Linked DNA regions of Homo sapiens: region 2 is linked to region 1. A link is an interaction called in ENCODE POLR2A ChIA-PET data of the cell type or tissue named here. Cell type or tissue: PC-9. All regions are shown on one strand. Each heading gives the region's core, and the rest is flanking DNA. Links, peaks and the distances in the headings are about the cores only.

Region 1 (14,508 bases), core at 1,280-9,279:
GAACACACAGATATATAAAATTCTGTTCTTTTCTTCAAGAACTAGCAGTCTAGTGTAGAGCAAAGAAGGTAACTAGATAACTATGTAGTTATAATAATAGCTACCACTGGCTGGGCATGGTGGCTTATACCTGTAATCCCTGCACTTTGGGAGGCTGAGGCAGGCAGATCAGCTGAAGTCAGGAGTTTGAGACCAGCCTGGCCAACATGGTAAAACCACGTCTCTACTAAAATACAAAAACTAGCCAGGTATGGTGGCGGGTGCCTGTAATCCCAGCTACTCGGGAGGCTGAGGCAGGAGAATCACTTGAACCCAGGAGGTGGAGGTTGCAGTGAGCTGAGATCGTGCTGCTGCCTTCCAGTCTGGGTGACAGAGCCAGACTCCATCAATAATAATAATAATAATAATAATAATAATAATAATAATGATAGCTACCACTACTGAACATATATGATGTCCCAGGCACCATTCACAGGTATGAACTCACTGAATCCTCAGAGCAACCTTATGAGTAGGGATGATCACTCTGTTCTTTTTAATAGCTGTTGAGACTGAGGCATGCCTTGCTAATAAGATGGCATTGCCCAGTGTGGCAGGTTGAGTAATGGCTCCCTGAAGATGTCCACCTTCTAATCCCCAGTACCTGCAAATATTACCTTGCATCGAAATTACCTGTAAAGTAAAATGGTAAAAATGGAATATAATCTTACATGGAAAAAAGGGATTTTGCAGGTATGATTAAGTTAAGGATTTTTTTTTTTTTTTTAAGATGGAGTCTCACTCTGTTGCCCAAGCTGAAGTGCAGTGGCGCAATCTCAGCTCACTGCAAACTCCACCTCCCAGGTTCAAGAGATTCTCCTGCCTAAGCCCCTGAGTATCTGGGACTGCAGGCACGTGCCACCATGCCCGGCTAATTTTTATATTTTTAGTAGAGATGGGGTTTCACTATGTTGGCCAGGCTGTTCTTGAAATCCTGACCTCAGGTGATCTACCTGGCCTCCCAAAGTCCTGGGATTACAGGTGTGAGTCACCATGCTCGACCTAAGTTAAGGATCCTGATACAGGAAGATTATCCTGGATGATCTGGGTGGGTCCAATGTTGAGGAGAGTCCTAATAAGAGGTAAATAGTAATGTCAGAGTCACAGAAGGAATGTGATGATGAAAACAGAGAAAGAGAGAGAGAGAAAGGGCAGAAGAGAAGGAAAGAGAGGCTTGATGCCACACTGCTGACCTTGAAGACTGAGGAAAGGACCGTGAGCCAAGGAATGCAGGCAGCCTCCAGAAGCTGGAAATGAATTCTCCTCTGGAGCCTCCGGAAAGAACAGAGTCCTGTTAACGCCTTGATTTTACAACTTTTGACTTCTAAATTTATGTTGTTTTAAGCTATTAAGTTTGTGGTAATTTGTTATAACAGCAACAGGAAATAAATACACGAGGATTAAAACCCAGGCAGTTTGACCCTAGTGCCATCGTTCTTAACTATGGTCATATATGAGGTTATTAGCTATGTCCAGGGTGCTATGTGAATCTAGAGAAATAACACTTAACAGAGAGATAGGGAAGGACAGATAGTGTCAGCAAGATGACAATCTAGCTCTCTTAAGTGGGGCAGGAGTTACGAAGGCAGTGAAGGAAGGAAGGATAAGGAATTGAATTAACATAGAAAGATATGCATGATATCATAGGTGAAACTATTCTACTATTATGTATTTGTTTCCCCATTTCTGTTTTTAGAAATATATACATGAGTTTATTTATATTTATAATCATATGTGCAGATAATATGCTCTTATAGTGCTCTTTGGGGAGTGGGTTTCTGGGTAAATGTAAGAGAAGGCTTTACTTTTTGCTTATAAATTTTCACATTATTTGAAAATTTCATCACACATGTATTATGTTGGGCTTACTTTTTTGTAAAATAAAGTATGTGTAATATATCATTTTTCAAAATTGGAGAAAATGATATGCATTGCTGGGATGCAAATTTTTATGTATAATATAAAGCTTTGTGCTTCTTTAGTATAATTTCCTTAGTATGAAAATTTCCTAGAGGTAGAAGTGCTGAACCAATGGATACAATATTTGGAAAACATATTTAAAAAAAAAAGATATGGTAGACAATGGATAAGCCAAAATGAATGTATGAAGGGAAAGAAGATATTGAAGTTGGTAAAGAGAAGACATGATAGTTGCCTACTTGTATGTAAAGGCAGAAACATGGTATATTAGTTTGCTAGGACTGACATAACAAAGTACCACAAACTGGGTGCCTTATACAACAGAAATTTATTTTCTTACAATTCTAGAGGGTAGAAGTTCAAGATCAAGGTGTCACCAGAATCAATTTCTTCTGAGGCCTCTCTGCTGGGCTTGTAGATGGCCGCCTTCTCCCTGCGTCTTCACATGGTGTCTTTCTGTAGATGTCTGTGTCCTAATTTCCCCTTCACACAAGGATACCAGGCATATTGGATTAGGGCCCACCCCAATGATTTCATTTTAACTTAGTGACCTAATTAAAGACTCTGTCTCCAAATACAGTCACATTATGAAGTTTTCGGGTTAGGATTTTAACCTGTGAATTTTGGGGGAACACAATTCGCCTTATAACACATGGAAAAGAAAGCTCCAGAATCAATACTAGTGATGAGAATTTATCTTCACTATGAGAAGTAAACTTTGTTATATATATGTATCTATATGTATATATATACAAACACATATATATACATATATACACACACACACACACATATATATATACATATATATATATATATTTTTTTTGAGATGGAGTCTTGCTCTTGTTGCCCAGGCTGGAGTGCAATGGCACAATCTCTGCTCACTGCAACCTCTGCCTCCCGGGTTCAAGCAATTCTCTTACCTCACCCTCCCAAGTAGCTGGGACTACAGGTGCCCACCACCACACCTGGCTAATTTTTTGTATTTTTAGTAGAGACCGGGTTTCACCACGTTGGCCAGGCTGGTCTCAAACTCCTGACCTCTGGTGATCTGCCTGCCTCAGCCTCCCAAATTGCTGGGATTTTGAGACTCTGTCTAAAAAAAAAAAAAGGATGGACTGGACATGGGAGGGAAGTCCCATAAGATGATCATAATGGAGCTGAAAAATTTCTATCGCCTAGTGACATTGTAGCCATTTTGACATCAAAGTGCAATGTACTACTCAAGTGTTTGTAGTGATGCTGTTGTAAACAAATCTACCACACTGCTAGTCATATAAAAATATAGCACAATTGGCCAGGTGCAGTGGCTCACGCCTGTAATCCCAGCACTTTGGGAGGCCGAGGCAGGTGGATCACAAGGTCAAGAGATCAAGACCATCCTGGCCAACATGGTGAAACCCCATCTCTATAAAAATACAAAAATTAGCTGGATGTGGTGGCAGGCGCCTGTAGTCCCAGCTACTTGGGAGGCTGAGGCAGGAGAATTGCTTGAACCTGGAAGGTGGAAGTTGTAGTGAGCCGAGATTGTGCCACTGCACTCCAGCCTGGCAACAGAGGGAGACTCTGTCTCTCTGTCTCTCTCTATATATATATACATATATAGCACAATTATGTACAGTACATAATACTTGATAATGTAATAAACAACTTGCTGGTGTATGTATTTAATATACTATATATATATATACACACACATATTTTTTTTTTTTTTTGAGACGGAGTCTTGTTTTGTCACCAGGCTGGAGTGCAGTGGTGCTATCTCGGCTCATTGCAACCTCCGCCTCCTGGGTTCAAGCGATTCTCCTGCCTCAGCCTCCCAAATAGTTGGGATTACAGGCGCATGCCACCACGCCCAGCTAATTTTTGTATTTTTAGTAGAGACGGGGTTTCACCATGTTGGCTAGGATGGTCTCCATCTCTTGACCTCATGATCCACCTGCCTCAGGCTCCCAAAGTGCTGGGATTACAGGCGTGAGCCACCGTGCCTGGTCCTATACCATACTTTTAATCATTATTTTATAGTGGACTCCTTGTACTTATTTTAAAAAGTTAACTGTAAACAGCCTCAGGCAGGTCCTTCAGAATGTACCCAGAAGAAGGCATTGTTATCATAGGACGTGACAGCTCCATGTATGTTATTGCCATGAAGACCTTCCAAGTGGGACAAGATGTGGAGGTGGAAAGCAGTGATATTGATGATCCTGACACTGTGCAGGCCTAGGCTAAGGTGTGTGTTTGTGTCTTAGTTTTTAACAAAAAATTTAAAAAGTAAAAAACTAGTAAAAATTCTAAAAATGAAAAAAAGCTTATAGAATAAAAATATAAGGAAATAAAATATTTTTGAGCAGCTGTACAATGTGTTTTAAGCTAAATTTATTATAAAAGTCAAAAATTTTTAAAAATTAAATAGTTTAAAAAAGTAAAAATGTTACAGTAAGCTAAAGTTAGTTTACCTTTGAAGAAGGAATAGGTTTGTAGCATAGGAGCAATAGGCCACACCATATAAGCTAGGTGTGTAGTAAGCTATACCATCTAGGTTTGTGTGAGTACATTCCCTGAGGCTAACACAAGGACAAAACCACCTAACAACACATTTGTCAGAAGGTATCCCCAGTGCTAAGTGACACATGACTATAGTTTGCCAACCCTGATCTAAAGCTGTAATTCAAGAAAACTTAAAATATTTACTAGTTTGAACATAAGTATGTAGTGAGCCCAGACTGATTAATTATGAGTTATACTCATTTCTTTGTTGATTTGTTTAATAAATGCTGTATTTCTGAGTGATAATCATATAGTCTGGTCCCTTTCCAATAACTTTATACCTATATTCTATTATGAAGATGTAAACTCTGAACTTTAGTTTAATAATAGCATATTTCTGGACCAGGAATTTAGGTTTTTAAAAAGTTTTTGCTACAAATACTTAGGTTAAATCTGTCACAGAAATGATGTATCACATGCTATAACTGCAAAATAAGGGACAGAGAGATGAAGGTTAAGATGATGCATCCCAGAGAGTTGGTCTTTCATTCTGCTATTCATTCAAACAATATTCACATGTCAACATGTGCAAGGCACTAGAATGCATTCCTTGGAGAATTCCAGGATGACATAGACATAAACATGATCTTCAAAGTCTCCAGTGCTTTCTTTGGATAAAATGAGAATAGAATTGCCCTGGCCTTGGGAATTAGTTTAGGGAGAGCACATGACCAAGCTAGAACAAGTGGACTCTTGCCATGAAATTTTAGCCTCAAGTGGAATACCTTCGCTGTAAGAGCATGCAACTATGTCATTGAGGAGACAGTTCATTCGTTCCTGCCCTGTGCTACATAGAGTTGCCCTTTTTCCAAGGATGTTTGGTTTGCAAAGGGGATTAAAAAGAAATCATGCTGGAAAAGTAAGTTGGAGTGAGCTGTGGTGAGCCTTCAAAACCAGAGGGAGGAGCATGAACTATATTCTATAGATAAAAAAGCTTCTTCTAATACCATAATTGATTTTAGTGGGTTAGCAATAAACCAGGTGAATACAACATCCATGTCCATGATGTGCTAAAGACCAGCCTGAGTTATGCTAGGTAGAAGGCTGATTACAGATTGGAAGTATTTGGCATTCCGTGCAGATTTTCCTGTTCTGCTGCTCTACAGCAGGGTTTCTCAACCTCAGCACTGTAAGAATTAAAGAAATAGGAAAGAAACATGAAGGGTGGCTCGACAGTCAACAAGGACAGGTTTATTTTAGAAAACAAACCTGAGAGGGGCTTCTGGCCGAGTTAGGTCAGAGCCCACTCTCTTACACACTAAGAGGTTTTAAGGATTCAGGGTGGAAGAGTTTATCAGAGGCTTGGACTGCTTCTGTGTCTCTTTGTTGTGCTTATCTGGGAGGGAGAGTTGTGTGTCTGTTCCCATACATCTTTCTGCAGCTGCAGGCATACCCCCCAATTCTGCTTTTAGCTTCCCTAACTTAGTGCACCTGAAGGGAAAGGAATGTGCTTATTGGGGCCCACTGTTTTACCGGGGCCCATTGTATGAGGGCGAAGTTTGGCAGTTACCCAAGAGCCTTTCCCCCCACCTCTGTTTATCTGTGTTTTACTGTCTGCTCTTTCTGGCTGCTTGTAGTTAGAAGAGAAGTGATTTCCTTGAAATGCATGACACTAGAAAGAGAGCTGGAACTTAAAGTGGTGGTGTTTGTCCAACATGACGGTGCTCCTGCTCTGTCAAGCACTGGTGACATTTGGGCTGGATAATTATTTGTTGTGGGAGACTGCTCTGTGTCTTGCAGGAGGTTGAGTCTCCACCCACTAGATACTACCAAGTAGTACCACCTCTCCTGCTACAATAGGAAAAAATGTCTCTAGACACTGGCATGTGTGCCCTGGAGAGTGGTATAGTTTCCTATTGCTGTGGTAAGAAATTATGACAAAGTTAATGACTTAAACACAAATTTATTCTCTCACAGTTCCAGAGGTTGGAAGTCTGAAATGAGTCTTATGAGACTAAAATCAAAATATTAGCAGGGCTGGTTCCTTGTGGAGGCTCTGAAGGGAGAATCCATTCCCTTGTCTTCTTTCAACTTCTAGTAGCCACCTATATTCCTTGGCTTGTGTCCTCATTTACCTCTTCAAAGTGCATCTTTCCAAACTTGACTTCTGTCATCCTATCGCCCTCTCCTCCACTCTGACTCCTTCTACCTTCCTCTTAGAAGCACTGTCGTGATTCTCTTGGGCACACCTGCATAACCCAGGCTCATCTCCTTATCTCAAATCCTTAACTTAATCACATCTGCACGGTGTTTTTGCCATGTGAGGTAATGTTCACAGGTTCTGTGAGTTAGGATGTAGACATGTTTGGGGGCCCATTATTCAGTCTACCACTAGGGCAAAATTGCCCCATGTTGAGAACTACTGCCACAGAAGAATGGGGCCAGATAACCTAGATTTGAGTCCCAGCTGCACTTACCTACTAGCTGTGTGACATCAGTTTTCTGTTTTTTCTTTTTTTTTTGGTGGGTGGGGGAGACAGAGTCTTCCCCTGTCTCCCAGGCTGCAGGGCAGTGGCGAGATCTTGGCTTACTGCAACCTCCGCCTCCCAGGTTAAAGCAAGGCTCCTGTCTCAGACTCCCGAGTAGCTGGGACCACAGGCGTGCGCCACCACACCTGGCTCATTTTTGTATTTTTAGTAGAGATGGGGTTTCACCATGTTGGCCAGGCTGGTCTCAAACTCCTGACCTCAGGTGATCCACCCGTCTCGGCCTCCCAAAGTGCTGGGATTACTGACGTGAGCCACCACACCCGGCCAACATCAGTTTCTCATCTGTAAAATGGAGCTAGTAGTAGTACTTACCCCATGGAATTTTTTTTTTTGAGAAATAAATGAGATAAAGCACACAAAGTCAAGCAGTTATCAAAGTCCTTGTGATATGGTTCTTAATACTTGTTACCTATTGAAAATAAAAGTAAAGTTACATTTAGGATTTGTAAATATGTGGATTAACTTCATGGACAAATGTAGAAAATGACAGTGGTCTCTAAGGAACAAGCCCCTGGCTAACTTGGAGTAAATAGCACAATCATAATTGTTTAATTATGAACATGCTCTAATTCTCATGCCACTCTTACAAGGTATGTGAGGTCACACAAGAGTTTCTCCAATAAGTTTTTATATATTTATTGAAATGTACTAAAAGTTTCTATTTTATGCTTTTTACATGTAGTAACTCATTTAATGCTCACAGCTACTCTGAGACATAGATAATATTGTTATTCCCATTTTACAGATGAAGGAACGAGGGCACAGAGAGATTCGAGTTGTCACCCAAGCTCACATAGCACCAGTGACAGAGGTGAGATTTGAATCAGGCAGCCTCTGTCTAGAGTTCCCTTCCTAACCTCCATTCTATACTGCTTTCAAAGATCCAGCCCTTCCCTCAAATCACGTTTTCTTACTTAGACTAGGGTTTGATTCATGTTTACTCACTGGGAATAAAGGTCAGTTAAACAGAATGAGAGAACAGGAAAGTCTTTCAAAATGATGCTTCTGTCTACTTACATTGTCTGTTACTTTAACAACTTAGGGATTCTTGGAGCAAGTAAAGAACCAAATATAAAGACTGCTTTGTGGGAGGTAGCTTGGATCCTTCATCATTTTTTTTCCCCCCATAACTCCTGAGTTCCACTGGAGACACAGATTCTCTGGGGGTAAGATTAGCGGATTCGTATTTTAACAGACCTCTGGCGGTTCTTCTCTATGCTAAAGTTTGAGAACACTGCTTTCAGCATTTCTAATCTCATCTCAAATTCATCAGGGAGCTGTTTCCTCCTTCATGAAAAAATCTTTGACTTAATGATAGCTACCCAGGCCTACCTTATTAGCTAAAGGGGGCATAGAGACTTAACTCTCAGTGGTTGACAATTATTGTAAAGTAATTCTTGCCGTTATTTTTCTCCCCTAAGGGTAAACTTAGCAGCAAATGGCATACTAGTAACTTAACCAATTGAAAGGGTAACAGCAAAACTAACAACCAAGTTTGCTTTTGATAGGTAGAATTGGCTGCCTATAAGGTGTGACATGAAAGTTGAAGGAAGGCTCACTTTTGCAAATATCTTTCCCACTGTTCTGCCAGGGGGAAGCAATTTTTTGGTTTGGGTTCCCCTAAATTCCAAATATGTTACCTAGGAGGAGTAATAAGTTATACATTAAACTGTTATGATTCAATCACAGCTTTAAAAAGATCGCAAAATTAGCTCTCAGGTTACTTAGCAAATAACCAATTAAGGTCTTGAGAGGATAATATTTGGGATGGGAAAATTTAGGTGGGTAGAAAAAGGCTGAGCAAAGTCAAGAATGTAGGCTGTTACCAAAGGCCAAATGGCAATACTGGACCAGCATATCTTCTTCTGCTATTTCCTTTATGCCCCTGAGGGTTCTTCTGAAGCAGGAGTTGGCAAACTTTTTCTTTTCTTTTTCTTTTGAGACAGAGTCTCACTCTGTTACCCAGGCTGCAGTGCAGTGGCATGATCTCAGCTCACTGCAACCTCCACCTCTGGGACTCAAGCGATCCTCCCGCCTTAGCCACCCGAGTAGCTGGGACCACAGGTGCACACCACCACACCCAGCTAATTTTTTTGTATTCTTGGTAGAGACAAGGTTTCACTATGTTGCCTAGGCTGGTCTCAAACTTGTGAGCTCAAGCGATCCGCCTGCCTTGGCCTCGCAAAGTTCTGGGATTACAGGTGTGAGCCACCACACCTGGCCGCATACTTTTTCTATAAAGAACCAGATAGAGGCTGGGCATGGTGGCTCACGCCTGTAATCCCAACACTTTTGGAGGCTGAGTCGGGCAGATGACCTGAGGTCAGGAGTTCAAAACCAGCCTTGACCAATATGGTGAAACCCTGTCTCTACTAAAAATACAAAAATTGGCTGGGCATTGTAGCATCTGCCTGTAATCCCAGCTACTGGGGAAACTGAGGCAGGAGACTCGCTTGAACCTGGGAGGCAGAGGTTGCAGTGAGCTGAGACTGCACCATTACACTCCAGACTGGGCAACAAGAGGGAAACTCCATCAAAAAAAAAAAAAAAACCAGACAGAAAATATTTTAGGCTCTTCAGTCATGTGGTCTCTGTCGCAACTGCTCAACTCTGCCATTGTAGTGTGAAAGCAGCCATGGACAATATGTAAACAAAACAGTGTGGCTGTGCTTAGTTATGAATCCTAATATTTGAATTTAATATAATTTTCATGTTATAAATTTTTAATTATCTTGTTTTTTCTCAACCATTTAAAATATGAAAATTATTCTTAGTTCAGGGCACATATAAAAACAGATGGTAGGCTGGATGGGCCAGTTTATTGATCCCTGTTCCAAAGCAAAATCAATTTGCTGTTTTCAATACATACTCCATGCTATCCTACTTCTTTACATTTGCTTTCATTATTCCTTCCACTTACGTAGAAGGAGCCCTACACACCCCAACCTACATGCCCATATGTACCCATCACCTAGTTCAATTATTAGCTTATTTTCAAAGTAAACTCTCATCCTCTAAGTGCCTTCATCTATACTTCTCTGATGGCCTTGATCATGGCAGATTTGTATTACTTTGTGGTCTGTGATTTTTTTTTAAATTTTATTTGTTTACGTATTTATTTATTTTTGAGATGGAGTCTTGCTCTGTTGCCCAGGCTGGAGTACAGTGGCACGATCTCTGCTTACTGTAACCTCCGCCTCACGAGTTCAAGTGATTCTCCTGCCTCAGCCTCCCGAGTAGCTGGGACTACAGGCACACACCACCGCGCCCAGCTAATTTTTGTATTTTTAGTAGAGATGGAGTTTCACTGCGTTGTCCAGGCTGGTCTCAAACTCCTGAACTCATGATCCTCCCGCCTTGGCCTCCCAAAGTGCTAGGATTACAGGCATGAGCCACTGTGCCCAGCCAGGATGTTTTATTTTTATATCCTCCATGGCACCGAGCCTAACAGAGTTAGCAAAGTGTCCTAAGTCAAGGAAGAACCATCAGCATTTAGGAAACAGCATAAAGATTGTACCCGGCCAAAAGTGGAATGAAAGTAGTTAAAAGAGAAGTGAAAACGTTTCTGAACACCTATAGTGGTTTGAATGACAGCCTCCCAAAAGATAGGTCCTTGTTCTAAAACCTGAACCCGGACAGGCGTAGTGGCTCACGCCTGTAATCCCAGCACTTTCAGAGGCCAAGGCAGGTGGATCACGAAGTCGGGAGTTCAAGACCAGCCTGGCCAACGTAGTGAAACCCCATCTCTGCTAAAAATACAAAAATTAGCTGGGCATGGTGGCGTATGCCTGTAGTCCCAGCTACTCGGGAGGCTGAGGCAGGAGAATCACTTGAACCTGGGAGGCGGAGATTGTGGTGAGCCAAGATCATGCCACTGCACTCCAGCCTGGGCAACAGAGTAAGACTCCACTCAGATAATAGACAGATAAATAAATAAATAAATAAATAAAACCTGGACCCTGTGAATGTGACCTTATTTGGAGAAAGGGTCTTTGCAGATGTAAGTAAGTGAAGGATCTTAAGATGAGATCATCCTGGACTACACCCAATGATAAGTGTCCTTAAAGAGACAGAAGAGAAGACACACAGAGAACGCCATGTGAAAATGGAGGCAGAGATTGGAGGGATATAGGCACCTGGAATGCAGAGGGAGTGAATTCCTGCCAACACATAAATTTCAGACTTCTGGGCCCCAGATTGTGAAGAATAAATTTCTATTGTTTTAAGCCACTCAGTTTGTGGACATTTGTTACAGAAGCCCTAGGAAGCTAATACAACCCTCACCACCTGCTTTCCCAAGTTGTGTTAACAAATATCTAATATTTATTTAGCACTTGTTATATTCAGCTTTAAATAGATAATTACATTAAACTTTCACAGCAATCTTATAAAATAGGCATTATTATTATTCCTTGTACAGATGAAGAAACTGACATCTGGAGAAGTTGAAGTAATTTGCACAAAGATTCACTTGGCTAGTAAGTCATGAAACCAGAATTGAACCCAAGCAATCTGATTCCAATTCTCTTCTCTTTTTTAAAAAAAATTTATATATATACATTTGTTATTATACTTTAAGTTCCAGGGTACACGTGCACAACGTGCAGGTTTGTTACATATGTATACATGTGCCATGTTGGTGTGCTGCACCCATCAACTCGTCATTTACCTTAGGTATTCCTCCTAATGCCATCCCTCCCCCTCCCCCCACCCCATGACAGGCCCCGGTGTGTGATGTTCCCCACCCTGTGTCCAAGTGTTCTCATTGTTCAATTCCCACCTATGAATGAGAACACGTGGTGTTTGGTTTTCTGTCCTTGAGATAGTTTGCTCAGAATGATGGTTTCCAGCTTCATCCATGTCCCTACAAAGGACATGAACTCATCCTTTTTTATGGCTACATACTATTCCATGGTGTATATGTGCCACATTTGCTTAATCCAGTCTACCATTGATGGCCAGTCCTCTTCTCTTAATCACTGTTACCTGTTAGGTTCTTAATCATTCTCCTTACATTTCACATACCTTAACAGAGAGGAAGAAATGTTGGTTAATGACTTCCTTCTTTGGGGAATGATATTTCCTAAACTGGATTTCTGCTCTCCCAGCTACTCATTCTTGGTGAACAAGCATAGAATAGTCTACTGCTCAGGTCAGGACAACAGAATCTCTCTCTGGGTCTCCTGCCCTTCATCCTTCTCTGATTCCTAAGGTGGGGGAGCTTGGAAGCTTTATGTTAGCCTTTAAAGAGTATGGCCTTCATGAAAGTCTGTTCCCCTGAGCAGCTCTATTTGAATGCATTTAATAACTGTAGCTTCTAGTTTCCAATAAGGAAAATAAATAAGAGGAAACACAACTGCAGGCAGCACTGGGATGATGTCAACAATGGAAATATCAGCATGGTTCCTGGAAAAGTCATGGAGAGCAAAGTGCTCAAGAGCCATTGAAATCCTTTCATAGGAATAGGTTCTGAGGACCAAATGTTGTTAGAGTCTTCAGGGAAGCAAGATAGCACAGTGGTTAAGAGCATGAGTGCACTTGGGTCTAGGTTTGAATATCCTGGCATTATCACTTACTAGCTCTGTGACTGAGCAAATAACCTTGAGTCTCAGTTTTCTCATCTTCAAAGTGGGGAATAAAAATATTACCTACTTCATAGGTAATATTTATGTAGAACACTTGCACACGTAAGCCCTCAATATTATCAAAGTGTTAGCTGTTAAATTGTGTATGAAAGTCTTGAATGAAGGTTTTCACTCACCGCCTTTTCTCTCACCACCACCCTTACTCCTTTCCCTTTTACTAAATATAATTTTGCCACTTTGGCTGGGCGCGGTGGCTCAACGCCTGTAATCCCAGCACTTTGGGAGGCCGAGGCGGGCAGATCACTTGAGGTCAGGAGTTTTGAGACCTCCTGAAACCTCATCTCTACTAAAAATACAAAAAATTAGCCGGGTGTGGTGGCGCATGCTCATAATCCCAGCTACCAGGGGGCTGAGGCAGGAGAATCACTTGAACTCTAGAGGTGGAGGTTGCGGTGAGCTGAGATCGCACCATTGCACTCCAGCCTGGGTGACAAGAGTGAAACTCCATCTCAGGAAAAAAAAAGAAAAAAAAATTTGTCACTTCATTAACTTTTGAGTACCTCTATGGAGACCAAAAGTAAGTCAGCAAGAATAAAAAGAAGAATGCACAAAGCTTACACAAACTTTCCTTGAAAAATAATTACAAAAATAAAAAATGTTTTCAGAAAAAAGAAATTTTACATTACCAAAATCAAGATTATTTTACTCTATTCTAACCCAACAGATACAGGTTATTTCATAACCCCATTATGTGGAAATTTAGGTAGGGCCATTTTCATCACTTAATTCCTCTCATCCCCCACTCCTGCTGCCTCCTAGAAGCATTCATTATCTCAAGATAATTTCACTGATTATTGAGGCATTATTATTCTGTCGCTTCTATTGTGACCTCTTCATTTCTGAAATCACTCCTTTGCTTCAAAGATGACACACTGGTAAGGATACTAATTTTCCCCTACTCTTGTATTAACCAGGTCCCATAGCCCCAGCATCTGAAATTTGAAAAACCAGAATGTATAATACCATTAGTAGAAAATAGCATATGTAGCAGTCATTGCAACAGCCATTTTGCTGATAACACTTCATGCTTTCTTATCACTGTTTTCTATCACCATTACTTTCAAAGCATTTTCTGTCTGCTTGATACAGATTACATGCATATGGATTTTTGTATAGTAATGCTTATGGAATATAGTATTATATACTCTTCATATTTGGTATTATTTGTTGATGGATTGAGACCCAGGGAGCATTAAATAACTGCCGAAGCTAGTGCAGTGAATTTATTGTGAAACCTTGAATCCAGAATCTAGATTTTGACTCTCCACTCTTGAGCTTATGGTAGAACTATATGCCTTAGCCCTTGCAAGCAACAAAGAGTATCACTGGGCTTTAACATAGTTACTATAGTACCTCCTTTTCCTTAGTCTGCTTAATTCTATCCCATCCTAAAGAACTTTATCTTGGTCTGTCCTGTCACTCTGTCTTCCCTGCAAAGTTTCCCTTCATACCTTCATTCTTTCCCTTACCCTACTGGCATCTGATTCCATCTTCAGCCACTCTACTAACCACTGTTATCGTCAAAGTCAGCGATGAACGTCTTGCCAGATCTCCATGAGGCCCCTTCTCAGTCCTTAATTGATTCCATATTATCTGAGATGATAGAGCATGGACACCTTCTCAAAATTCTTTTCTCCCGCTATTTAGCCTTGCTCACCTGTTCTGATCTTTGCCCTGTGACTGTTCTTCTGAAAACTCCTTTTTGTTAGTAAAGATTTATTGAGCATTACTGTGGAACAGACATCATGTTAAACACTTTACCTGAGTAATTTAAGGGTCAGCCTTTCTATCGTGCAAGAATCATCTTTCCCTAATTATTTTTTGGGAGCTAGGTGTGTGTCACATTCCACTCCCATGTTTATCTGCAC
Region 2 (17,204 bases), core at 5,526-13,525, 340 kb after region 1:
GTTTTTGCCAAATATAATAGATTTTTAGTATCTGAGTTCCATATGACAAAATTTATAAATCTTGGGTGTATCCATATGGTATGTTATAATCGGAAAAGATAGATGAAATTCCGCTTTTGTCTAATGTCTTTATAGGTCTTGGAGAAACTTGAAGAAGGGTTGTAAAGTCCATAACTTTACAATGAGACAAAATTAAAAGAATCCAAGCCAAAATTGTCCTAGACAATGAAAAGTATCGCTATGCAGAAGCCAAATCTCTTAAGCTCCTCCACCATATCAGTCATGACACAGTCTATAGTTTAACAATTGTTTCAATTTGGAAATTAATTTTTAGTACTAATTTAAATATTTCATATTAGTATATGAGAATTCTTCCTTCTGTTCAGGCTGTGGTATGGGGAAAAGTCAGTTCCCATCAATGCAGATTCATATCTACCAGCACAGTGATTAAATTATCCTCATATCCTCTTGTGTTTGAACAAGCTGTGTACTTTTAATTTTAATGGATTTAACTCAATATTCAATATATGTTGATTACTGAATACAACAAAAAGTGTAATAGACACTCCTTGAGAAGCTCATAATCTATTTGGGCAGATGGAACAAATACTTAGAAAAATTGAAAGGTAGTTTAGGACCACAGTAAAAAAAAATTGGGGGTGCAGGATATAAAGTATCAATTGAATTGTAGAAGCAATATATACTGTGTATTTTTTCACCTGGGTGAGAGGGTGAGACTCCGTCTAAAAAAAAAAAAAAAACTATGGTTGTTCACCATAACTAAACATTTAATCTCTTTCAGTCTATCTTACTCATCTACAAAATGGAGATAATACCTGTTTTGCAGTGCAGGCCCTGACATACGGGTAGAGTTCCATAAATCCTAGCTTCTATTCCTTAACTCTTTTAACTCTTTTCTTCCTTCCTTCTTTCTAGCTAATTTTTAACTCTCTATCCTAGACAACTTTTGCTAAACGTGTATAACATGTAGTACCTACGCATAGGAATATGTTTTATAGAACAGAATTATTGAAAACAGCTTCTTACATTTCTGTTATTTTTTCAAAAGCAAGAATTCATGTATTCCTTCTGAGCCAAGTACATGCAATAAAAAGTAAGAGAGATTCAGAAATTCTGATGATTATTCTCCCAAGAAGAGTGCTTGCTAGAGTGAGGGTCTTGCAGACACAGAAGGAGCTGATGGGGTGAACTGCTGGGGTGTTACAAAAGGCCTTCGGGAAAATACGTAATCTAAGTCAATAAATCATAGAGTGAAGATTCCCTCAGGGAAAAAGGGAGTGGTTCTGAAGAACTTACAAATTTTTCCAGGCAATAGCCACAGATGCTAGCACAAGGGCATTATGGCCACATAGTGTGAGCAAAAGTGCTTAACTTTTTGCCCTTCTTCTAATATTTACTCTATTAGCCCAGACAACATGAGATCCAGAAGCCTCATGATGAGTGGAGAGGAAATATAAATCAGAAGAAATGGTCAAAAAGATGCCTATATTCACTTCCGCACTTAGGTCTCCAAGCCTCAGTTCCTGGCATGAGTAGGTAGAGGAGAGGAGCTTGGAATAGGATGTGAGATTACAGTTTTAATATAGACTGGACTGGATATTTGAATACCTGAAAATGAATCTGAATTCTCAAAATGAGGTGGTTCCTGCAACTGAAAATAACAAGAAAGCTACAGGATCTTCTGCCATGTTATCCAGGGGTGGAAAAGTGAAATTCAGTGGAGCCAGGTTAAAGATGGAGTTTGGGCCGGGAGTGGTGGTTCATGCCTATAATCCCAGAACTTTGAGAGGCCAAGGTGGGCAGATTACTTGAGGCCAGGATATCAAGACCAGCCTGGCCAACATGGTGAAACCCCATCTCTACTAAAAATAAAAAATTAGCCAGGTGTGGTGGCATGTGCCTGTAGTCCCAGCTACTGGGGTGGGTGAGGCATGAGAATCACTTGAACCTGGAAGGGGGAGCCTGTGGTGAGTCAAGATTGCACCACTGCACTCCCGCCTGGGCAACAGAGCAAGACCCTGTGTGACCTTGTGTCCAAAAACAGACAAACAAACAAATACCATGTGGAGTTTGTTTACTCTTTAAACAAATATCCTTCATGTGTTGAACTGAACTATAATTATAGTTAGTAGGGCACATAGCAGGTTTTAATAAGATATCTAGTTCTTCCTCTTAAGGTAACTCGTTAGAACTTTTATGAGAAAGAACTAAAGAATTTCTAATGGGGCAGCTAATCCACTCTTTTGTGCACTCTGTTCTGCTGATGATCTGATGTTAGTCGGGGTTTCTGTTTGAGATTCCTGAGCCTTAACTGCTGATGACAGAGTTCAAAATCATTGCTTTCTAACTTTGAGAATGACTGCCTAATATGACATCATTTTCTACCCCTGAGTGCTAATAGTCTACCTTATTCCTCCTGCCTGTCCTTCTCCTTGAGGAGGAGGATCATCAATGCACTGTGTGGATTGAAGTGGCTTCATACCCTTTTGATGTTAATGTTCTCCTTTGCTTAAAGTGTGAACTGAATATGGATCCCTCATTTATGAAGCACCATGACACTTCCTGGGTAATGAACAATTAAACAGACTTCTCAGCAATAGTGACTATTTTTCTGATTTTTCACTTCATGGACAATATTGTATGCAAGTTAAATTTGCAACTAGCTTGAGGCTTCACACATGGTGAGTTTGAGAAATTGAATTCTCTACCTCAAATGTATTTCCTTTTCCTTGAACTCTACATTCAGGTCAGCTGTCCAGTTCTTAAACAACAGGTTTTGGAGAGGCAATGAGTAATAAAATAGCATTTTCTCCTTCAATTCTATCTGCATTTGAAAAAAATAACCTTTTATTTTTGATTCAAAGAAGAGAGGAGTTTTCTTGTCTTTCTACATCTGTTCCAACTCCTCCAAATGCACAAAAATTTTTTCAGAGCATTCCAGAGTTTCTCAGACTGCACATAGAAGATTTTGCATATAGATACATCTTGGCCATAATAACCTTCTACTGAATTAGTAGAAAATAGATGTATTCTAGGTTTTCATATCTTTATGGCAATATGAATAGACAAGGCTCTTCTTGCAAAAATATCTCCTGAACTGTGCGGGAGATGCTTGGAAGACCCAGTCAAAATTACGAAGTATCCCAAGTTTGTATCCTCCTGTGGCTTCCCCGTATTACAATAATGTCATTCTGATCCAGGTTCCAGTACTCTCAAGCCCTTGTCCTTCCCTTTTCATTTTAGCTTGCATTCATCCAAGTATTTGGATGGAAATTATCAATACCTTATACGAGAACGTATGGGAGGCTGAGGCGGGCGGATCACGAGGTCAGGAGATCGAGACCATCCTGGCTAACACAGTTAAACCCTGTCTCTACCAGAAAAATACAAAAAATTAGCCATGCATGGTGGCACGCGCCTGTAGTCCCAGCTACTTGGGAGGCTGAGGCAGGAGAATCGCTTGAACCTGGGAGGCAGAGGTTGCAGTGAGCCAAGATCACGCCACCGCACTCCAGCCTGGGTGACAGAGCGAGACTCATCTCAAAAACAAACAAACAAAAAGAATGTAAATGATTGGGAGTTAAAATTATGCTTTTCAGTTTTCAGCCATGGATCATGTTTTCTTGCCTTGCCTGATTCCTAGAGTCTCACTCCATGATGTTTCCTCTTTATTATAAAGATTAGATGGCTTTGCATTGCTGCCATGTGGCATTTATACTTCTCAAGCAGCTGTGTCATCTTATTCTACCGTTTAAACTTAGTTTTACTTTAAGTCCACATCTAAACTGTTTGCCTGCATGCCCAGCACTTTTTCCACCCTCTACATTTTATTTGACTGGAGCAATCACCTTAGCCTCTCTAGGTCTTTGCTTATCATCACTCTGCTCATTCTTCAAGCCTCACTTGATTACTGCCTCCTCTGTGTTGCTTTCCTGGATTTCCTCAGTAAGACATAGTTTCTCCCTTTCATACTTCTGTGGTATTAAGTATGCACCAGTTACATGTGACTCATCTCCAAGTGCTTTGGCATGGAGATATTATTTATGTTCCTTATATGACTACTGACCACTTTTTTCTAGACTAAATATTGAAACACTTGGCCAGATAATTTTGCTTAATTTTGAGTTTCCTTTTATACTTTTTAAAACAAATTTTTGAAATTAAATTACATTTTGTTAGGTTGCAAATCTGAAAAAGTCCAAGGATGAGGTGAGTTTGTTGTGGTCAGTTGGGTAGTTGCTAAACTCATAGCTGGTTTGTGTCTGCTGACCAGCACATTGTTAGCCTAGAGAAAGTCTACATGGGGAACCAGATTATGATGCAAGCGTTGCTTGGAGAGCCCTTGATCAAGAGCAAAACAGGTTGGTAGACTCGAGGGATAGTTCAGCTAGGTCTGATGGAACATTCCAGTTTTGCCAACAGAAGGAAAAACATTGGAAGGGCTTATCTTCCCCAGGATCTGGATCTGTTCCACTGGGTAACATTTAATAAGCACTAACATGGTCTCTTCTTTCACTTGCCATTTCCTGTGCTTCTTTTTCCAACTACTACATCTCCTTTGACACATTTTCTTTTTCTTTTTCTTTTTTTTTTTTTGAGATAGAGTCTTGCTCTGTCACCCAGGCTGGAGTACAGTGGTACGATCTTAGCTCACCGCAACCTCCACCTCCCCGGTCCAAGCGATTCTCCTGCCTCAGCCTCCTGAATTGCTGGGATCACAGATGTGCGCCACCACACTCAGCAATTTTTTTTTTTTTTTTGTATTTTTAGTAGAGGCAGGGTTTCACCATGTTGGCCAGGCTGGTCTCGAACTCCTGACCTCAGGTAATCCACTGGCCTCGGCGTCCTAGAGTGCTGGCATTACAGGTGTGAGCCACTGTGCCTGGCCTCTTTTTAAGTGTATCAATACCATCATTTTGGCTGCTTATTCTGCCCTGGGAGCCATTCTGTCTCTTTAGGAAGTTTTTGCGTGTATCAGATCTCATCTTTTATATTTTGATGTTTAATAGCATTTAAAGGATTTTGTTTTGTGTTTTTTAAATGATTTGAAAACAAGTGTGCTCACTAATTAATAAACAGCAGATTCAAACTTTTGTTGCTTTTTCAAGAAAAAAATGAAAAATTCTGTAACAATATATCTTAGCCATAAAACACTTGTAATCAGCACTCCTCCAGAAATTTCAGGATGTAAGTTATCTTAATGATTATACTAGAAAATCTTGGAAAGCAGGGATATGGCTAACTTTTTATAACATGTATCCCTACTGTCACAACAAGAGTTAAGACTTAATAAATACAGTCATGTGTTGCTTAACAACTGGGATATATTCTTGTAACCACCCAAGGGGTTCATTTTGCCTGCTACCTGGATACAGCCAATTTATCAAGAACCAGGAATTGCAGTAGAGAAAGGGTTTAATTCATACAGAGCCAGCTGAATGGGACACTAGAGTTCTATTACTGAAGTCAGTCTCCCTGAAAATTCAGAGGGTAGGGTTTTTCAAGGATAGTTTGAAGGGCCAGGGAATGGTGCTGCTGATTGGTTGGAGATACAATCATAGGGATGTGGAAAATGGTCCTCATGCATTTCTCAAGTCCACTCCTTTTCTTAGTTCCTGCTTAGCGGAGGTGTTAGAATTTGCTTCTTGGTGGGGCCACAGGACTGGTTGGTGGGTCCAGGTGGGGCCACCAGTTGTCAGAAATGCAAAAACCTGAAAAGACATCTCAAAAGACCAATCTTAGGTTCTGTAATAGTGATGTTATTTGCAGGAGTAATTGGGGAAGTTGCAAATCTTGTGGCTAATTTGTTAGTCCTACAAAGGCAGCCTAGTCCCCAGGAAAGAAGGGGGTTTATTTAAGGAAAGGGCTGTTATCATCTTTGTTTCAAAGTTAAACTATAAACTAAGTTCCTCCCAAAGTTAGTTGGACCTGTCCCCAGGAATGGACAAGGGCAGCTTGGAGGTTAGAAACAAGATGGAATCTGTTAGTTTAGATCTCTTTCACTGTCATAATTTTGTCACTGTTAACGTTTGCAAAGGTGGTTTCACTGTAGACTTTATAAACACCATATACTTAGACTATACTAAGTTTATTAAAAATATTTTTCTTTCTTTAGTAACAAATTAACCTTAGCTTACTATAAGTTTTTTACTTTTTGAAGTTTTTAATTTTTTTGAACTTTTGACTCTTGTAATAACAGCATAAAACACACTTTGTACAACTGTACAAACATATTTTCTTTATATACTTATTCTATAAGTGCTTTCTATTTTCATTTTTTCCCTTTAAACTTTTTAATTTAAATGAAGACAGAAACACAATACCCTAGGTCTACACAGGTTCTGGATCATCAATATCATTATCCACCACCTCCACATCTTGTCCCACTGGAAGATCTTCATGGACAATAACACGAAGCTCTCGTCTCCTGTGTTAACAATGCCTTCTTCTGGAATACCTCCTGAAAGACCTGCCTGAGGCTGTTTTATAGTTAATTTCCTTTTTTACAAGTAGAAGGAGTACACTCTAAAATAACGATTAAGAGTATTGTACAGTAAATAAATACAGCAGTAACAGAGTCGGTTATTATCATTATCAAGTATTATGTACTATACCTAATTGTGCTACATTTTTGTATGCCTGGCAGTGCAGTAGGTGTGTTTCACCAGGATCACCACAAACATATGAGTAATGTGTTGATCTATGACATTACCAGAGCTACCATGTTGATATAAACAGGAGACAGGGAAATACTGGGTAGAAGAGGGCAGTTCCCTGGCAAAAGCCTTACTCCCAAGCCTGGAAACCTGCAGTCCTAAATGGGAATAGGCATTCCTGTTTGTGCATCCAAATGTTGCCTTTTGGCCTGCCATGCCCCTCTGTCCTGTATCCATATAAACCCCAAATCCCAGGCTTGATGAGCAGATGAGCAGACAAACAGAAGAGCAGAGGAGCAGAAGAGTGGTGCTGCAGAGAAAGAGAGAAGAGAAGGAGCATCTGAATGTCAAGAGGAGTTTGGATGGGGATGGTCAGAGAGGAGATCAGCTGCAGGACAGCCAAACTCCAGGGGAAGATCATCTCTCACTCCATCCCCTTTCCAGCTCCCCACCCATCCTGCTGAGAGCCACCTCCATCACCCAGTAAAATCCTCACATTCACCATCCTTCAAGTTCATGTGTGACTTGATTCTTCCTGGACACTGGACAAGAACCTGGGTACCAAGAGGGCACTGAGCTGGTTAACACTTAAGCCATCTGCGGATGGCGGAGCTAAAAGAGCACTGTAGCACACCCACTGGGGCTTTGAGAGTCACAGGCACACACCCCTAGATGCCACCGTGGGATGGGAACCCAAAAGTGCTCGCCCTGGCTCCTGCACCTATCTGTCTACATGCTCCCTCTCCTATAACAGGCTTGCACAGCAGTGACTGCGCAACAGATGAGCCACACCCCTTCCACATGTCTGCAAGGGGTATCAGGGAACTCTCCCCTTTCAATGTCAGTAGGTAATAGGAATTTTTTAGCTCCTTTATAATCTTATGATACCACCTTTGTGTATGTGGTCTGTCATTGACTGAAGTGTCGTTATGTGGTACGTGACTGTATTTATTGAGTGGATGGTCAATTGTATGAGGTACTTGAATAATGAGTGGTGTGAACCTTGGTTTTATGACATCTTCTGAGAGCTGCTTTCAGGTGGGTATAAGAAGAGATATTTCTAGTCTAGGTCCCCACTCCTTTTCTTAGTTCCTGCTTAGTGGAGGTGTTAGAAAAAAAGGTTGGACTCTGGCACTATTTTCCTCCATTGGTTATATGGACTCAAAGCCATAACTTAAGGAAGAATGTCTATTTTTAGATTTGGTGACTGATTTAGATAGGTTGCTACAGAAAGTGGTACAAAGATATTTCACACATAGAATATCAAATCCAGGGTGCTTTAGCACTGCATTCCAATGGCCTGGGATGGATGGGTGGAAGCCCTGGCAAGCTGAAATAAACCAGGGCAAGCTCCTCTTTGGAATTCACAAGTCTGACAACTGGTGACTCAGGCTCTAGTCAGGAGACCTGAATGTTACGTCTGGCATCACGATACCTTAGTTTACAGAGATTAATCTAACAGGCCTTCAGTTAGTTTGCTTTATTTTAAAATTCTGCTTAGCTTTTTGTTGCCTACTAAATTTCTCCTGATGTATATTTAGATGTAGGTGAAGGCTGTAGATGTATGCACTACCAACACCAGCTTCTGGGAGGGAACATTTTCCCACTCACAAGCAAGTGAACTTTGCTTTCTCCATGAAGAAGAATGACCTGCATGATGGCTTTCAGAAGTGGAGAACATGGCTCACAGTTCCCTCCACAGTTCCTCCATGGCCTTTGGTTGCATCTTCTCTGAATGGAGGAGCTTGGGTTATGTGAAAAGCAGAGCTACCAGACTACATAAATGTTTTAGTGAGAAGGCAGCAAATTAAAATATCAGAAATTTTGAAAGGAAAGGTTTATAATAGTTAGATTTAAAACATACTTTGAGGCCAGGCAGCGTGGCTTACGCCAGTAATCCCAGCACTTTGGGAGGCCAAGGCGGGAGGATTGCTTGAGGGCAGGTGTTCGAGACTAGCCTGCACTACATAACAAGACCTTGTCCTGTCTCTATTAAAAAAAAAAAAAGGAAGGAAAGGGAAGAAAAAGTGCTTTAATATTCAGAGGCATGAGAGATGCAATGAGTAATATAGGACCTTCTCTAAGGACACTGGGGGAGCACTCTACAGAGGTGGTTCTAATCTAGCCTGGCAAATCTCTGTTCCCTTCATGCCTTGTACTTCCTTCTTCTTTGTGACTTTGCTAATGTTATTCCTTCCTCTTGGACAAATTTCCTATACTAACCAAAAGGCCCCAAGACACAGGGGGAAATGTGGTAAATCTGAGACTGGAAGGAAATTACCATCTAATGTCACTCTTGTACAGTATAACTATTGTTAATATTATTGCTGGGGTCACTCATTTATTCATATCACAAACACTGACTGAGTGCCTATTATTTGCCAAGCATGGGCAATAAAGAGTTGAAGACCAACAAAGCCCCTGCCTTCCCAGAAGCTTATTTGCTTGTGGGGAAAATAAACAGTGGATCAATTAACAAATAAGTAGATAACATAATGTCACGGCCAGGCGTGGTGGCCTCATGCTGGTAATCCCAGCACTTTGGAAGACTGAGGTGGGAGGATCACTTAGGCCCAGGAGTTTGAGACCAGCCTGGGCAGCATAGGGAAATCCCATCTCTACCAAAACAAAACAAAACAAAACAAAACAAAACAAAACAAACAATAAACGAAACACATGGTGGCGTGTGCCTGTAGTCCCAGCTACTCAGGAGGCTGAGGTGGGAGGATCACTTGAGCCCAGGACACAGAGGTTGCAGTGAGCCAACATCTCCCCACTGCACTCCAGCCCGGGTGACAGGGTGAGACCCTGTCTCAAAACAAACAAACAAACAAAACAACCAAAAACCAAAAAAAGTAATGTCAGATGGTGACTGTTTTGAGGAAAATAAAGCAGGGTAGGGGAACTAGTGATAACTGGTAGATTTGGGTTTCTCCATCTCTGGCTGCTTTTGCATCCTCAGTAAGGTGAGAGTGGCAAAGGAAATTCCAGGTTGACTTTCGGGTTCAGTGAATTTTCTACCCCGTGTCTCTTCACTGCCCTTTCCCTCCCCAGAACCTCTAAAATCTGATCCTTAGATTCTGCAATGTAAGTCAGCTTCCTTCTTCCTGGTTGCCAGCTCACTACATTCTTATTCCTGGATAAACCAAAAATCTCTTCCTTGTTTTCATATTTTCAAAAAGATGTAGAAATCTCTCACCTGCTCATGTTCCTTCCTTTTTGTCTTGTTGGTATATATACCTTTTACAATTCTTTCACTACCAAATGTAGTTGGATATTGGGATGTAGTCACAACAAACACATAAATACAATTCACCATTTTTAAATGGACTTATTCATTTAGTCTGCTTAAAATTGAGATAATAACACACGCACCAGTTGGGTTTCTCTGAGAACTCTGGGCATTTTTAATCCTGGCAATTTTTAAATTGCTTAGCAGTAAAACAGTCAGACAACAGCACCTATTGTTATAAATCCCTGCCTCTTCTTACCTCAATGAGGCTATCCTTTCTCTCTATCAATTCTGTCAGCAGAATTAAGAAGAGCCATTGATTTCCAGTTTGTTCAGCGTTTTTCTTCTTAGGATGGGAGTGATGACTTCTAACCTCTTTACATCTAGAGACTCAATTTAAGTCTACTTCTTTCATTCAGCCTTCTCTCTTCATTTTCAGCTGCCTGGAATGTCTTCTTTCTCTCAGTTCCTATCTTTGACATTAAAAATCACAGTACTTAGTTATATTCTACCTCACACCAATCATTTTACTTGTTAATATCTTTTTTCCTAGTTAGATTGTGACATTTTGGAATAAAAGAAAAATATCCTTTTTTACTTTATAGCTCTCCAGATTTCATTAGATTAGTATAGATTCGAGTGCCTTTTATATATCAGGCAATGCCTAGTGTATAATATTTTTACTTATGGGTTTTAGCATTTAACTTATTTAATGATCACAACATTCCTATGATGTTATTTGTTTTCATAATTTGTTGAAATGAAAGCTGATGGTCAGAAAGGTTAAAAAGTTGTCTGGTCATAATTTTTGAGGAGGCAGAGCTAGGTTTTGAACGCAGGTCTGTCTGATTCTGAGAATAATCCTGTGCTCCTTCAGCTGAACCACACAGCCCCTCTTAGTGCTTTGTCTCCATAGACACTAAGTGTATTCTTGTTGATTGAGTGAATTAACGAGTGAATTATCTGGAGCTCTTTCTGCTTCTGTTTTCTTCTCTGTACAATGAGGATCATCACATGAACCTGATCTAAGAATAGAATAGTCCAACTGAGTTCCCTTAATTTGGTAACCAAGAGAGAGTAGAGTTAATTAACTAGAACCCTTTGCCATCACTTCTCTCTAAACTTTTCATCATTTTCCTCTAAAAGTCCGGTCCTGAGCTCTATTACAAGATAGAACATTTTAGCCTCTATCGAAGAGAGCACTATTAATATTTTATGGCATTGGCTCCTTTTTTCCTAATACTGTGGGATTAAAATAATGTTTACTAAATTCTGGATGTTCGATTCCTGTTTTTTCATGATATTTTATAATCCAGGCCTTCTTCATAGAGACACAGGGCTATGTTTTATAACTGCCAGGGTCAAGCAAAGAACAGCTTGTGTGAGATACTTAAAGAAATAGCTAAGCAGTAACTTCAGACCTTCTGTATATTTTCCTCAAAATTTTCTCTCAGTTTTTGTCTCCCTACAACTCATTTTTAGAAAACAAAAACATAACACAATTTTGCCCTTTTAAAAGATAATACAGCTGGGTGCAGTGGCTCACGCTTGTAATCCCAGCACTTTGGGAGGCTGAGGTGGGGCAGATCACCTGAGGTCAGGAGTTCAAGACCAGCCTGGCCAATATGGTGAAACCCTGTCTCTACTAAAAATACAAAAATTAGCTGGGTGAGGTGGCGGCAGGCGCCTGTAATCCCAGATACCCGGGAAGCTGAGGCAGGAGGATCGCTTGAACCTGGGAGGCGGAGGTAGCAGTGAGCTGGAATTGCACCACTGCACTCCAGCCTGGGCGAAAGAGTAAGACTCTATCTAAAGAAAAAAAAATGTACTATAATAATTTACAAAGTACAGAAAATATCTAAAGGAAAAGAAATAACATCTCACAACCTCATCATCTAGATATGACTGCAAAAATTTTGGCATATTTCATTTCAGCTTTTAATTAATTTATTTTTGCAGAAGACATTTATTTCAGATATTCTAACTTTATAATCTGTAGAATTTTAATGATATTTTTGTATGACATCTATCATAAACATTTCTGCATGTCATTGAAATATTTATAAATGTTATTTTTATTTAAACAATGCATAATTGATATAACCCTTCTCTTAAAATTGGTGATTTCACATACCTGGGGATGAGCCGATGTGAAACAAAAGAGAAAGGGTAAGAGATAGCTAGTCTCTTGACTCATTTTTTTTTTTCCATATGACTTGAAAAAAAGAACTTATCTTAGAGACCTCTAGAATAGTTAGCACAAATAGATTTCTCAATGTGGTTAAGATGAAATACAGATACTGAATTTACTCTTTTATGTGAAATAAATAAAAACTGGATAAGATATATATAGCAACAGTTTTCAAGACATTATACCTCAGACAACAAAGGATAATGACCTCTGAGAGAGGGAAAACAAATTAGGTGAGCCTGTGATTGCCCCAGTTTACTGCCTGGAGAGAGATTCCAGGCCAGGGTGCAGAGAGAAGGGTTGCGAATGGAAACTATTGCTCTTTCTGAGTTAAGGAGAGAGACCTGAAAGTCTGCAGGTACAAAGATAGCTGCAATTCATGAGAAAGAGTTCCAGAGAAAAGAAAACTGAACAGAGAGTGAGCTCTGGATTTCTGTAGTGTTCCTGCTGACTCTTCTGCTGAATCATGATCAGTGCATGTGTGTGGCTGGAGAAAGAACCTCTGAAAAGGTTTAGAGGGACAAATCCTTAGAATCACATAGGCCTGGGAATAGCTCCTCTTTCCACCAGAAAGAGTATAAAAACCATGAAATTCATGGGACATTAGGTAGAGTACTTAGAAGGGTTTTGCTTCAGCAGTGAGAAAAAATTAGTCCTAGACCAAATGTTGCTCTGATCCTAACAAAACTTAAAAAATGAGACCCTAAAGGATAAAACTGTTTCCAGGTAACTTAAATATATACCAGAACAAAGCCGAAGACTATAGGAATATGAAAATATCTAGCAGTCAGTAAGGTAAAATTCATAATGTCTAATATGCAACCAAATATTACCATGAATATAAAGAAGCATGAAAATAAATACCCATAATTCCAAGAAAAATCAATTATACATAATTGCCCCATCAATGACACAGATGATGTAATTAGTAAACAAAGAGCTAATTATAACTGCCAACTCTAGCCATTACACATGTTCAAGTGGCTAGAGGAAAGATCAAATCACGACACAGAAGAAATAAAAAGACAATAAAATATGTACAGATGAAAATTACAATATCTGAGATGAAGCATAAGCGAGATGGGATTCGCAGCAGATTAGATATAGAAGAAGGATTAATGAACATCAAAACATGTATGACAACAGTAGTATAAAGTCTGTAAGAAAAGAAATGGAAACATACTGGTATAAGGTTTTACACTATGTATGAAATGGTGTAGTATCACTTGAAGAGAGACTGTGACTAAAGACCACTGTAACCTCTTAGGGAAAGAAAAATATCTTTTTCTACCCATCCTGGGTTCACAGCTGAGGCCACTATAACAAAAAACAGATTAATAACACAGAAGCATACACATTTACTTAATATAAGTGTTATGTGACACAGTAGCCATCATAAGGAAAGAAGACTCAAAGAAACAGATCTGAGTATTTTTATAGTAGGTTTGATGAAGAATGGATAGTCATGGAGAAATATAATGGGGCATATAATACAATGGGGTTATGATCTAATGGTAGTAAACTGGGGGAAATTTAGCTGGGTTTGCTTGTTCAGATTTTTCTCCTTGACCTTTTGTCGTGAGAGACAAGGATGTTTCTTTTCTCTGGGTATAGGGAGGGCACCTCTCACATGAGGGACTTATGATCTGCTTCAGAGAAGTGCCAGGGAAGAACAGAGTGACCGTCCTGCTTCTGCAGTTTTCTCAAATTCATACAGCTTAAAATATTTAACATGCTAAGGTGTTACATTTTGGGGTAGTATATCTTGATACCCATCACCTGAAACCAACCACTTTATAATAGTAACACAAAGAGTTGTACATAATATACCATAAAGGTGGTAAAATGGAATCATTGGAAAAGTCAATTCATCCAAAAGAAGGCTGAAAGAGGAAAGCAAAAACAAAGAAGAGATGGGAGAAATAAAAATTAAATGGTAGGGACATGAGCATCCATTAATTTTGGTATACAGGAGGGGCTTGAGGGGTGTCCTGGAATCAATCCCCCTCAGATACCAAAGGATGACTGTATATTTTTTAAATTAAGAGACTTTCATTCTTTAAATATTCTTGACTTACAGTTTTTTAAAAAGAAAAAAAATCAAAGCATAGTATAGTTGTTAAATCATTTTAATAGTATATTCAGTGGCTGAAATGACAGGGAGTATCAATCATTATTTATTCAATATAAAGTTATCCTTACTGAAAAAATAAGATATAACTGGGAAATATGCTTGGATCCCTCACACATCCACTTAATTTCTTAAAGGAAGAAAGATGAAACACATGTAAGAACAGAAACAAATAAACCATTTACTGTAACATTCCAGGAATTGTGGGATCCTTTTCTTCCCAAGTTTATTTATTTGCTTATCTTTATCTCCTAGTGGTAGTTTGTTTCCTTTGGTAGAATATATGGCAGTCCCACATTGGTGACACCTGGTGCTCCCTTCATCCAACTGGATCACTTTGAGATTCAGTTTTACACCTTTTTAGCATTTTCTTTGTGTTCATATATCAGTTATGATGAGCCACTGATAATATTTTGTTCTAAAACGAAACATATTACTTAGTACTTTTTTTATTGTCTCGCTGACTTTTAAAATTTGAGTGATGTACAGACTTTGTTTTTTTAATGAAATATAAATATTTTCTCATGGTTTCTAAATTCCTTATAAAATTAAATTAATTCAATCTGCAAAAATATTAAATGGTAAGAGAATAAACTCATCACTTAGATGTTCATATTAAATGTAAATGGCCTAAATACCCCAATTAAAAGTTAAAAATGGTCTAATTGAATAAAATACCCATATCCAACTATATCTTGCCTATAAGAAAATATTGCCACTTGCAGTATAAAAATACAAATAGGTAAAAGATAAAAGGATGGAAAAAGACATACTATTTTAAACTAATAAAATATTAATTAATTAATTAGTCAGATTTCAGGACCTTTTTCTGAATAATTGATAGAATAAACAGACAAAAATATCAGTAAGGATACAGAAAACCTCCAAAATATTATCAATCACCTTGAATTAATTAATATTTATGGGGCCAGGCTTGGGGCTCATGCCTGTAATTCCAGCACTTTGGCAGGCCTTGAGCTCAGGAATTCGAGACAAGCCTGGGCAACACACACACACACACACACACACACACACACACACACACGTGTATATATATATGCACACACACACATCAGCTAAAAGCAGCAGAATACACATTTTCTTCAAGAGAACACAGAATATTTAGCATGATATGCTATATTCTAGGCCATAAATAAATCTCAACAGACTTAAAATAATTCAGCTAATACAAAGTATATTCTGTAACTACAGTGGAATTAAGTTTGAAATTAATAGCAAAAGATATCTGGCAAATCCCCAAATATTTGGTAACTAATATCATACTTCTAAATGACCCAGGGTCAAATAAGAAATCAAAATAGAAATTTGAAAGTGTTTGAACTAAATTAAACACACATTTCAAAACTTTTGAGATGCAACAACAGCAGTATTTAGAGGAAAATTTATAATAGTATAGACCTATATTAGAAAAGAAGATCTCAAGCCAGTGATCTCAGTTTCTACCTGAAGAAACTAGAAAAACAAAACAAATAAATCCAAAATAAGCAGAAGAAAGTAAGTATTAAAGACCAGAGCTGAAATCAATAAAGTAGAAAACAGAAAAACAAAACAAAACAAAATTTAATAACACCCAAAACTTGTTATTATACAGATCAGTAAGATTGATAAACCACTGGTCAAGACTGATTAGGAATTTATCAAGAAGAAACGATTTCCTTTTTTTCATACTGTATATGTAGCACCCAAAAATAAATAACTTTAGTATAACATTTATTCATCTAATACAGAAGACAGAAATGAGAAAAGTGGCATCATTACAAATTCTACAGATAGTAAAAGAACAATAAGATAATATGATAAAAAACTCAGGCCAATAAATTTGACAACTTAGATAAATTGCACAAATTACTTATATGACACAATCTACCAAAGTTCATTCAGGAAGAAATTGATAATCTTAGTAGCTGTATATCTATTAAAGAAATTAAGTTGATAGTTAAAAATTATCCTACAAAACGTATTCCAAGCTCTGACTGTTTCCCTAGAGAATTGTACCCAATATTTAAGGAGAAAGTAATTCTAATTCTGCGTAAACTTTTCTAGGAAATTGAAGAGGAGGAAATATTTCCCAACTCTCCCTGAGGCCAGTGCTACTCTATCCAAAACCAGAAAAAGACATTCCAAGAAAACAAAACTACAGACCACTGTATGCAAGAAGCAATCGGAAATTAAAAATTGTAAAATATCATTTAAAATATCAGAAAAAGTAATTATGAAGTACTTAGGAACAAACCTGACAAAAGTGGCTCAAGATTTGAACACTGAAAACTATAAAACATTGCTGTAAGAAATTAAAGAGGGCAGAAATAAATGGAAACCTCATTTGTGAATTAGATAAATTTAACACTGTGAAGATATTAATTTTCCTTAAATTGGTCTATAATTCAACAGAATCTCAATCAATACCTCAATAGGCTTTTAAAAATGCTTGCAAAATTTGACAAGCTAATCCTAAAATTTATATGAAAATGCAAAGGACCTACAAGAGGCAAACTATCTTTGAAAAAGAAGAGTAAGTTTGGAAGACATATACTTGCCCTCAGAGCTCATTATAAAGCTACAGTAATCAAGACAGTGTGAGACTGAAATAAAGATAGACAAAGAAAGACAATTTCTAGGTCATGAGAGTTATGTTTCCTAAAGGAAGGCAGCAGATGCTTATTAACTTTCCCCGTGCCCTCAGGATGCCTTAAACAGTGGTTGCCAACCACTAGCAGCTTTAGCACCACTTGGAAGCTTTTTAGAAAAGCTAATTACTGGGCCCATCCCAGACCTACTGAACCAGAATCTCTGTGGGCAAAGCCCAGGAATCTGTGTTTTCACAAGCTCTCCAGGTGATAATGATGTCCATTAAAGTTTGAGATCCATTGCCTTGGCCTTTCCCTGCTAGAAATCCTCCAGGATTTGGGAGACAGGGGAAGAGGTCTGGAGAGAGTGGCAGAATTCAACACC

The links. Peaks named below come from ENCODE experiments on the same cell type or tissue, not always from the same donor. Only the 100,000 strongest peaks of a DNase experiment are listed, where the experiment ranks them.
Region 2: POLR2A ChIA-PET joins it to region 1 with 10 read pairs; 2 of 35 experiments call an interaction of 5 or more read pairs at or near these places.

Annotation. Positions count from the first base shown.
Region 1 is chr9:72,317,249-72,331,756 of GRCh38, forward strand. LINC01504 (long intergenic non-protein coding RNA 1504) reads left to right here. Exons shown (of 5, transcript NR_110952.1): 3 at 11,416-11,473. Among named protein-coding and RNA genes, the nearest start is that of LINC01504, 19 kb to the left of the region's middle. In PC-9, for the core only: no CTCF peak of the experiment used is centred there; no DNase peak of the experiment used is centred there.
Region 2 is chr9:72,657,588-72,674,791 of GRCh38, forward strand. All of the region lies in intron 5 of TMC1 (transmembrane channel like 1), which reads left to right. Among named protein-coding and RNA genes, the nearest start is that of TMC1, 140 kb to the left of the region's middle. In PC-9, for the core only: no CTCF peak of the experiment used is centred there; a DNase peak (open chromatin) is centred at 9,804; H3K27ac peaks cover 581 bases.